3 separate regions of the Homo sapiens genome follow, and all the other regions are linked to region 1. A link is a contact called in ENCODE Hi-C or POLR2A ChIA-PET data. All regions are on one chromosome and are shown on one strand. The core of a region is the stretch at or near the end of the contact, and the rest is flanking DNA. Distances in the headings are between cores, read along the strand shown. Region 1 holds the start of MIRLET7A1HG (miRlet-7a-1/let-7f-1/let-7d cluster host gene). Region 2 has its middle 56 kb from the start of BARX1-DT. Region 3 holds the start of BARX1 (BARX homeobox 1).

Evidence for each region. A loop is a pair of places that touch in the nucleus more often than their neighbours do. ChIA-PET counts read pairs that join two places held with the same protein, here RNA polymerase II (POLR2A). Pooled maps may share reads with other maps.
Region 2: a loop to region 1 is called in a map of K562, with 2.9 times the contacts of the local background. The contact joins the enhancer-like site here to the promoter of MIRLET7A1HG in region 1. A Hi-C loop is called at or near these places in 4 of 168 maps with a recorded cell type or tissue (CD14-positive monocyte, K562, MCF 10A and 1 more) and 4 of 50 pooled maps. POLR2A ChIA-PET finds 5 or more read pairs at or near these places in 5 of 52 experiments (AG04450, H1, MCF 10A and 2 more).
Region 3: a pooled map shows a loop between it and region 1 (2.7-fold over the local background). The contact joins the promoter of BARX1 here to the promoter of MIRLET7A1HG in region 1. A Hi-C loop is called at or near these places in 7 of 50 pooled maps. POLR2A ChIA-PET finds 5 or more read pairs at or near these places in 3 of 52 experiments (BJ, PC-3 and WTC11).

What each region holds. Positions count from the first base shown.
Region 1 is chr9:94,164,857-94,167,606 of GRCh38, reverse strand. MIRLET7A1HG (miRlet-7a-1/let-7f-1/let-7d cluster host gene) reads right to left here and starts at 1,349. Exons shown (of 5, transcript NR_170278.1): 1 at 1,226-1,349. RefSeq lists silencers at 625-694, 925-1,724 and an enhancer at 1,420-1,984.
Region 2 is chr9:94,010,020-94,012,789 of GRCh38, reverse strand. No RefSeq gene overlaps it. Among named protein-coding and RNA genes, the nearest start is that of BARX1-DT, 56 kb to the right of the region's middle. Within about 2 kb of position 1,494, at least 3 of the 41 ENCODE cell types and tissues checked have a DNase peak (open chromatin) inside an H3K27ac peak, as active enhancers do.
Region 3 is chr9:93,953,940-93,956,794 of GRCh38, reverse strand. It overlaps BARX1 (BARX homeobox 1), which reads left to right and starts at 1,440. Exons shown (of 4, transcript NM_021570.4): 1 at 1,440-1,871. The coding sequence starts at 1,649. BARX1-DT (BARX1 divergent transcript) reads right to left here and starts at 961. Exons shown (of 2, transcript NR_144455.1): 1 at 1-961. It overlaps LOC124902216 (a long non-coding RNA gene), which reads right to left and starts at 1,269. Exons shown (of 3, transcript XR_007061672.1): 1 at 1,155-1,269. RefSeq lists enhancers at 384-914, 915-1,446.

The sequences.
Region 1 (2,750 bases), core at 100-2,599:
CTAAACTACACATAAATTTGGAATTTGACATTCAATGTTCTTATACTTCAGGCCAACAGAAATAAATGCAAAGGAATGCCACATGATGCTTTAACTTTAGGAACTGTATGCCAAGAAAGCAGTATTATCAATGAAGTTAAAAAGCAAAACTCAACCAGTCTCCTGATTTACCTCAAAATTTTAACATTCACTGTCTTCCCTGCCTTTTTCCTGTCTGCCCGCCCTCTCGTTAGTCAATTTTTTAAAAACCGGTAAGTTGAAGAATACATACCATTACCTCTGACACAGAATCTACTGTAAAAAGTTGAAAGACCGAAGGGCATTACTGGCCAAGGACATACAGGTTACCACATTCCTCACACTAGAGCCCGCCCGGGAAGTTTATTAGCAAGCCTTCTGAGAGGCACTCGGTTCCAAGAGTTTGCAGCGTCGACTCAAAAGGCCAGCGCTGTTTCCGGTGACACCGAGTCGCAAATCTCCAAGCCCCGTCCCCCGGGATACGATTTCCTCCCGCTCCCGCGTTCCCCTCCCCCTCGCCAAGGACGGCTGCCGCAGCGGACCTCCAGCCGCAGCAGCTGCTTCAGGAAGGGAGGCTGCACTTGGCCGCGGGGAGCAGGGGCATGCAGCCAGCCACGACTCTCCCGCCCTCCCCGCCCGCGCCTTCCCGCCCTGTCCCCCCGCCCCTCGCACTTCCTACCTTCCCTCCTTCATCCCAACCCCCAAGGCCAAGGTCTCCCCGGCCCACAAACTTGATAGCGGAAGTGACGTCAGAGGCACCTGGCGGCGCCTACAACCAGTCACGCCACAGTCAGAGGCGGCGCCGGCCAACAGGCGCCGGCCGGAAGGCGGGCCTTCCGCCCGCCCCAAGTTTGATTGAAGCGGGGGGAAGGGCGGGGTAAGGAATGTGAAGAATGACCCCCCCTCCCCCGCCCTGTCGGTGAGGAGCTGGGCGGGAAGCGGAGGGGGTTGGAGCCGGCCCCGCGGCGGCCACGCGGCACCCCTCCCCCGTGCCCCGAGCGCCCGCGACTTCCGCTAGCAGCCCGCCGGCCCCCCGGGGCCACCCGCCCGCTGGAGGGGGCAGGCCGCCCCACCAGTCCCAGCCCGCGTTAGCCGGACAGGCGCGGGCCGGCGCACGGCTCTCCCATTCTGCCCACCCGCTGCCGCGAGTCTCCGCGAAATAAAATGGCGACGGACCCGCGCTCGCTGCCGCGTCCGCCATACCCACCTCGCGCTCGCGGAGAGGGCCGTCGCGGCCGTGGGAATGCCCCGGCCCTCGCGCCCGTCGCTGCCGGGAGAGCACCGCGCCAGGACCCGGATGGAGGCGCGGGCGGGCGCCGCCGCGGCGGCCTGAGGGAAAGCAGCGCGGTCGCCGGGAGGCCGATGCAGGGGCGGGCGCCGCGGAAAGCGCGCAAGCCCATTGGTGAAGCCGTCTGATTGAAGTGCGCGTCGCTCTTTCGCCTTGGCCTAGCTGAGCTCGTCCGTCCCCTCACTGGAGGGCGGCGGCTGGGCCCGCCTCGCGCGGGGTGGCCACCGTGGGGGAGGCGGGTCTGGCCCGCCCACCAATACCATCTCCTTCTTTCCTAGTGGAGGGCTGAGAGAGTGGCGGGGGTGGTGTCCTCCAGGCCCTGCCCTTTGCGCGTGATGGGCTGGCTGTGTCACGTGGCCGCTGAACGCGCTGCCCGCGGGGCGGGGCGGCTGCTTTGCTCCCTCAGGCTCCTGGGGGCAATTTACACGTGCGCGACCCGGAAGGTCCGAACGCTGTCCAGCGTGCAGCCTCTGGCTCTTTTCCGTCAACTGACCCTGTTCCCTCCAGGAGGCCTTGGCCAGGCCTCCTGGAGTTCTGTGCCTCAGTTTGCTCATCTGTCAAATGGAGGAGTTGTGTCCGCCCAACCTTTTACTTTTATTCCTTGACGTTTTGGGGTCTGAGGGTTTTTTTGTTGTTTGTTTTTTCGAGACACGGTCTCTCGCTCTTTCTCCAGGGCTGGAGTGCAGTGGCGTGGGTCACGGCTCACTGTAGCCTCGACATCCGGACTCTAGAGATCCTCCCACCTCAGCCTCCCTGAGCTTTTTTTTGTTATCTTTTCCAACCCATGTTTTGAAGATTTTTGTCTTCAAATGTTTTTCAAAGCAATCCTTGATTTTGTTGTTTTAAAATTAATCCAAAGCCCAGTTCCTCCATCCCCATTACAACTTTCACATGCTAGGACTCTGAAATCACTAGTTAAGGTGTCGTTTGAGGTCTCTGCCAGTTTTAAGATTTTATGGCTGGGAACCGCAAGACCTGGGCTGTAGCTCTGCTTTTTGTAATTCATTGTGACTTTGTGCAACACTTTTAAAAAAGTGGGTCCTTGTCTGTAATAGAACTATGGGAAATAGTACTTGACATGCTGTACGTTTACATTTATGATCTTAGGTGGTGGTATCAGCTCCCCTTTTAGCACTCATATTAGTGTATGCAATAAGTGCCAAAGGAGTTTGTTTCGTTTTGTTTTTAATGGGGACTTTATTTTGTGAGCTAAAGTGAACAAGAAACTAGAGGGGGGGAAACTTGAGCTTAAGCCATGGGTAGGATTTGGGGAGGACTTCTTGAGGTTAGAAGATATATTGAGAAAGGAGAGAGCAGGCCCCAGAGCTAGATCGAGTACAGTTCAGGGGAAGAGTGTGGTTATGCTGCAGGGGATGTGGAACTCTTCAAGGGCAGAAACTGTTTTGTTCCTGTCTATGCCAAGTACCTAGCACAGCAGTAGGGT
Region 2 (2,770 bases), core at 245-2,744, 150 kb after region 1:
TATGGAGGGCAATTCTTGACTAAATGTTATGTGATACTGGCCATGTTACTGAGGCTTCTCTATCCTGGAAAAGTATATCTAGGCAGCAATATTCTCAGATCGTTACGAATCTGAGGGCTTTAAAACCATGGTCCATGCAAGATGAAGATTTAAACCATCTAAAGAACTTTTAAAATATATTTCAGATATTGGAGTTCCAGTTTGACTTCCTTTTAAAAAAGTTCTGTGGAAAATGGATGCAGAGTTTGAAAATAGCTGGATCTAGAGTATCTTTCATACTAGCTATTAGTCAGTAATGTGATTCTAAAACCTAATTTTGTCTTATATTTATCTTATATTTATCCATTTCAGATCTCTCTCCTGTGCTCCAGAACCCTATATTTAACAGTCATTAGACACCTCTACTTCTTATCCCACAGACTTAACCTTCTAAAACTTGATTTAGTCTTTTTCCTCCTAACTGCTCCTAGCCAAGTGAATGTAACCACCACCATTTATCTGTTAGCCCAAACTGGAAACTGGGGAGCCAATTTTGATCTTTTCCTTTGTCTCCATGCTTACCAGCTATCTGTCTTATGGATTCCAACTCCTCAGAACCACTTGGATTAATTAACTAATTAACTCTTCTTCTCCACTTCTGTTACAGTTGCCCTCCCTAGATCCTCAACAGGGTTACTGCACCTGCTCCCTGAGTGATCTCTCTGTCTAGTCTAGACTGCTTCCAATCCATCTTCTATACTGCTCTCCACCAAGTGAGCTTTCTAAATACAAATCTGATCATGGCACTGCCTCTTTAAATGCTTTCATTGTTTCCCACGTCTGTGAAAAGTCCACACTCCTTAGGATGGTGTGCAAAGTGCTTCACCCTCTCTCTCTAGCATCCTTCCTCCCACTCCATTTCCCTTAATTTTTAAACCTAGCTATGCAAACTTCAGGCACTTTGTCAGATGTGCCAGGCCCTCTCTCACTGTTGCCATGCTGCTCTCTTGGCCCAGAATGTCCCTGCTTTCCCTTCCTCATCCTTCATGATTGAACTTAGTTATTAGTTCTTCCATGAAGCCTTCCCTCAACTTCTCTACCCCAGCCTGAGAAAGGTGCTCATACTATGAAAAGGACTGTGTAATTGTATTTTGCAGTTTACAAAGTTCTTTTACATATATAATCATTTAATTCTTGTAAAAGGATAGATTGGGTAGACTTGTATCCATTTTATAGATGACATACAGAATCATTTAATTCTTTTTCAAAGGCTAGATGGGGTAGATTAACATCCACTTTATAGGCAAGGCTGGGGGAATTGACATCCAAGGCCGGGTGACTGATTAGTGACAGAGCTGGGTTATGGTCAGAGACTGTGGCCTCAGTCTTCTGACTTCAAATGCAGTGCCCTTTTTCATCTAGCCTGCTGAAACAGAATCAGAGGAGAAAGCAGAGGGTGTGCCCTCCAGACTGTGGCAGGCTGCCACAGAAACAGAGAAATCATCCTGCCCGCTTCCACCTCCCCCGGTTCACTCTGATCTAGCCTAGCAGGAAATCTTTTCATGTAGCACAGCATTTCAGGCCGAGCAATGCATTTTTAAACTTTGAAAAATGACATTTCCCCTGACATTTCTGGAAGTACTTCCAAAAATGAAAGCCAATTAACCAGCAACTTTGTTGATTAATTCATTACCTAATTAGGGCTGTGAGGACATTTTGAAATAGTCAGATGAAAGAGGTTGGATAAGAGCACTAAGAACAGAAACTTTTCCTGATGTTTCAGGCTCTGTGGCTTGGGGCCTGGGGAAAATTGTATATTCAGGACAGAAAATGAAGGGGAGGACTTTTCTCTGAGAACAGATTTTAGTGGTCTGATTGAGTTGGCAACATGAAAGCCTGTTGGGGCATAAAGACTGAGAAGAACTCACATCTCCCCCCAGATTTGCCCTGTGGGCTAAATTGTGCCCTCTCCCTACCCAATCCATATGGTGAAGACCTAAACCCTTATGGGACTGTATTGGAGTTGGGGCTTTTAGGAGGTAATTAAATGAGGTCATAAGGGTGGAGTCCTAATGTGACAGGATTGATGGCTTTATAAGAAGAGGAAGAGAGAGACTGCTCACTCCCTCTCCTGGCCGGGCCTGGTGGCTCACACCTGTAATCCCAGAACTTTGAGAGGCCAAGGTGGTCGGATCACCTGAGGTCAGGAGTTCGAGACCAGCCTGGCCAAAATGGCAAAATCCCGTCTCTACTAAAAATACAAAAATCAGCTGGGCATGGTGGCGGGCGCCTGTAATCCCAGCTACTCAGGAGGCTGAGGCAGGAGAATCGCTTGAACCCAGGAGGCGGAGGTTGCAGTGAGCCGAGATTGCACCACGGCACTCCAGGCTGGGGTACAGAGTGAGACTCTGTCAAAAAAAAAAAAAAAAAAAAAGAAAAGAAAAGAAGAGGAAGAGAGAGATTGCTCACTCCCTCTCCCATGCACCAAGGAAAGGCCATGTCAGCACATGGTGAGGTGTCCACTGCAAGCCAGGAAGAGAGCCCTTACCAGGAACCCAAGCAGCTGGGCCTTGATCTTCAACTTCCAGACTCCAGAGCTGTGAAAACAATAAATTTCTGTTGTTTAAGCCACCTAGTGCATGGTATTTTGTTACAGTAGTCCAAGCACACTATAATAATTTCTATGACCACCTCAACCCTGGTACACTAAGAACAGATAGCTCAGCATAGGACTCAAATGGAAAAGCTAGACGGATTTCTGCCCACCCTTGCTTTGTGCCCACATTTAGAG
Region 3 (2,855 bases), core at 191-2,690, 210 kb after region 1:
AGGCGCTGACTGGCAATGGTGGATGGGGCTAGGAGGTAGGCCCTGTGATTCCTGAGAAGGAGGAGGGCAGATGCTCCTCCCCCAACCTCCTGGGGACACTTCTCCCCTCTTGCCTGGAGGAACTGTTTTCTCTCCAAACAGACCTAAGGGCTCCCAGGGTGCAGGACCCTCGGAGTGCAGGACCCCCTCACTGAGTTCTCACAGTCTCTCTGGAGCCAAAGGTCAGCATCTCCTCAGGACAGGTAAGGAAACAGGCCCAGAAAGGGTCAGTGGTTTCACCAGTAGTGGCAGGACCAAAGAGAGGAGTTCAGCGTAGGGTAGCTTTGGGGTTGTTCACTCCACGGCTTGGGCTTATACTCTTCTAAGGATGGAAAGAAAGATCTAGAGAAGGTACTGCCAACTTCCTCCACCATGTTGGAGCTTTTGAGGCTCCGCAATGGAGCCAGGTCCCACCAGAGTTTGGTCTTTACACTCTCAGAGCACCCACTGGCCCCCTGGCCCCAACTCCGCCCAGTAACAGTTTCTTGATGCCCCAAAGCTGGGAAAAGGCAAAGCTGCATCCTTCCCTTCTCCTCGAATCCTTTTCCTTTTCTAACTAGGGGGATGTAACCAGCCTACAGTCTTCTGGGGGCTGTCAAGGAGGATGTGTCCATGGATCACTTGAATTTCCAATTCAAGCAAATCTCGGCTGGAGAACATTTTTCTCTCAGGGCAGCCCGGAGAGAAATGAGGCCGTACATGGTAAACTGAGGCAGAGGTGGGAGGGGTGCACAGGTGCCGCTACCGCTCTGCCCCTTGCATCCCTGAACGCTGCCTCACCCTTGCCGGGTTGGCGGTGTTGAGCCCGGGACTGGAGGCTGCTTGAGACCACCTCCTTCCCAGCTGAGGAGCGCGGCCTTTGCCCCTCCTCCTCCCGACCTTTCCGGGGCTACCTAAAAGCCGATCAAGCCGCCGGTTTTCTAGCTGTTCCCATTTCTTTACCGCCCCCTTCCTCTGCCCCGCCTGCCTCTGTGCCCTCCGTCACGTCACAGCCCGCTGGCTCTCACGCCTCTTTTGGTCTCTCTGCGCACATCTCGGTGGCGTCTCTGGTGCCCTCACATCACTGTCTGGAATCTTGTTTGGCCCACGCCGTCTGCCTCTGCCCCTTCTCTCACCTGTGTCGTTTGATCCCTCCGACTCTCGTCTCTGGGGGTCTTGCCTCCCGAACTCTCCGGCTCTCTCCTTCCAGGGCGTGCGCTCCGCTCAGTCTCCCTCGGTCTCGGTCGGCCGGCCTCTTTCACGTGGCCCCCTCCTTTTTGGCCTCCCTTCCGCCTCCCTCCCTTCTGGGTCCCTCCCTCCGGCTCAGCCTAGGGGTTGGGGGCGGCGGCGCGGGGCGGGGCGGGGCGGGGCGGTGACGCGGGGCTGGCCGGGCAAGAGGCGCGGCGGCGTGGGGAGGGGGCGCAGTCCCGGGTTCGACCGGCCGAGCCCCGCGCGCCCCGCCCGCGCCCTGCGCCTCCGCCCGGCCGGCCGGCGGGGGAGGGGGCATGAGCCGGCGCCCGCGCGCCGCCCCGAGCTGCGGGCCGGCCTAGAGCCCCGCGCGGGCCCCGCGCCGGAGCCAAGCCGTCGCCGCCGCCGCCGCCAAACCGCGGGCGCAGCAGTGGGCGCCGCGATGCAGCGGCCGGGGGAGCCGGGCGCCGCGCGCTTCGGCCCGCCCGAGGGCTGCGCGGACCACCGGCCGCACCGCTATCGCAGCTTCATGATTGAGGAGATCCTCACGGAGCCACCCGGGCCCAAGGGCGCCGCGCCCGCAGCCGCCGCTGCCGCGGCGGGCGAGCTGCTGAAGTTCGGCGTGCAGGCGCTGCTGGCGGCGCGGCCCTTCCACAGCCACCTGGGTACGTGTGGCGGCCGCGGGGTCGCGGGCCGGGCTTGGCGGGAGACAGCGAGCTGAACCGCGGGGGCGCCCCGAGCCTCCTCCGGCATCGAAGCAGCCCCGGGAAGCTGCTCTGGGAGCGCAGGTTCTGGGACCGTCTCTCGGAGCCCTCCAGGCGGGAGGCGGAGGGTGCAAGCTCCAGGCCTCACAGAAACCAGGCCTCGTGCCCGCGGGCCGCCCGGGGAGGGTGTTCGCTCTTTCCTTCACTGCTTCCCTTCGGCCTCCAGCCCGGGGACCCCGAGTGAGCATCCCCAGTGCAGGCGCACTGCCAGGCTACGGACTCTCGTGGGTGGAAGCGACCTCAGGCCACGGGCGCCTGGGCTTCGCCGCAGAGGGATGGCCGGGAGTGGCCGCGGCTGCCCAACCCAGGGAAGTCGGACCTCTGGGGAGGAGGCCTGCGCTCCCGAGGGCTGGGTGCTGACGCGGGCCCAAGCCGGCCCGGAGTCCCCGGGAGCTCCAGCGGGCGAGGAACGCGGCCTTGGCCGCAGTGCGGACCTGCTTCGGCCTTGCCTTGGGGCCAGAGGCCTGACTGTGAGCAGCTGCCTGGCTGTCCCTTCTGGTTTCAGGTCGGCTGGGCCTCTGCAGGGCTTGAACGGCCTGCGCAGACCTTTTCAGCTTCTGCCCTTTCTTCTAATTTGGCGGGGCCTGCTCTGCCCTGATGGTGCTGTCTCCATCGCACTCCACCCTCGTCTTGTCTTTCCCTATCTCGCTTTCCAACCGTCTGCCGGTCGGCCTCCCTCGCTTCTCTCATTGGGGTCGGCCTGCCTCCCATCTCCCACCTTTTCCCTACGGGTCCTCTGCCCCACATTTACCTGCGCCTTGCCCTGCCCTTTCCGACTCCAGCCAGGCTAGGACTCGCACCTCAGTGACAGGCCTGTCGGGGAAGGGAGGCTCCTACGCTGTAGCCGGGACCCCAGCCCTTCAAGTCGCCTTCCCTGCACCCCCC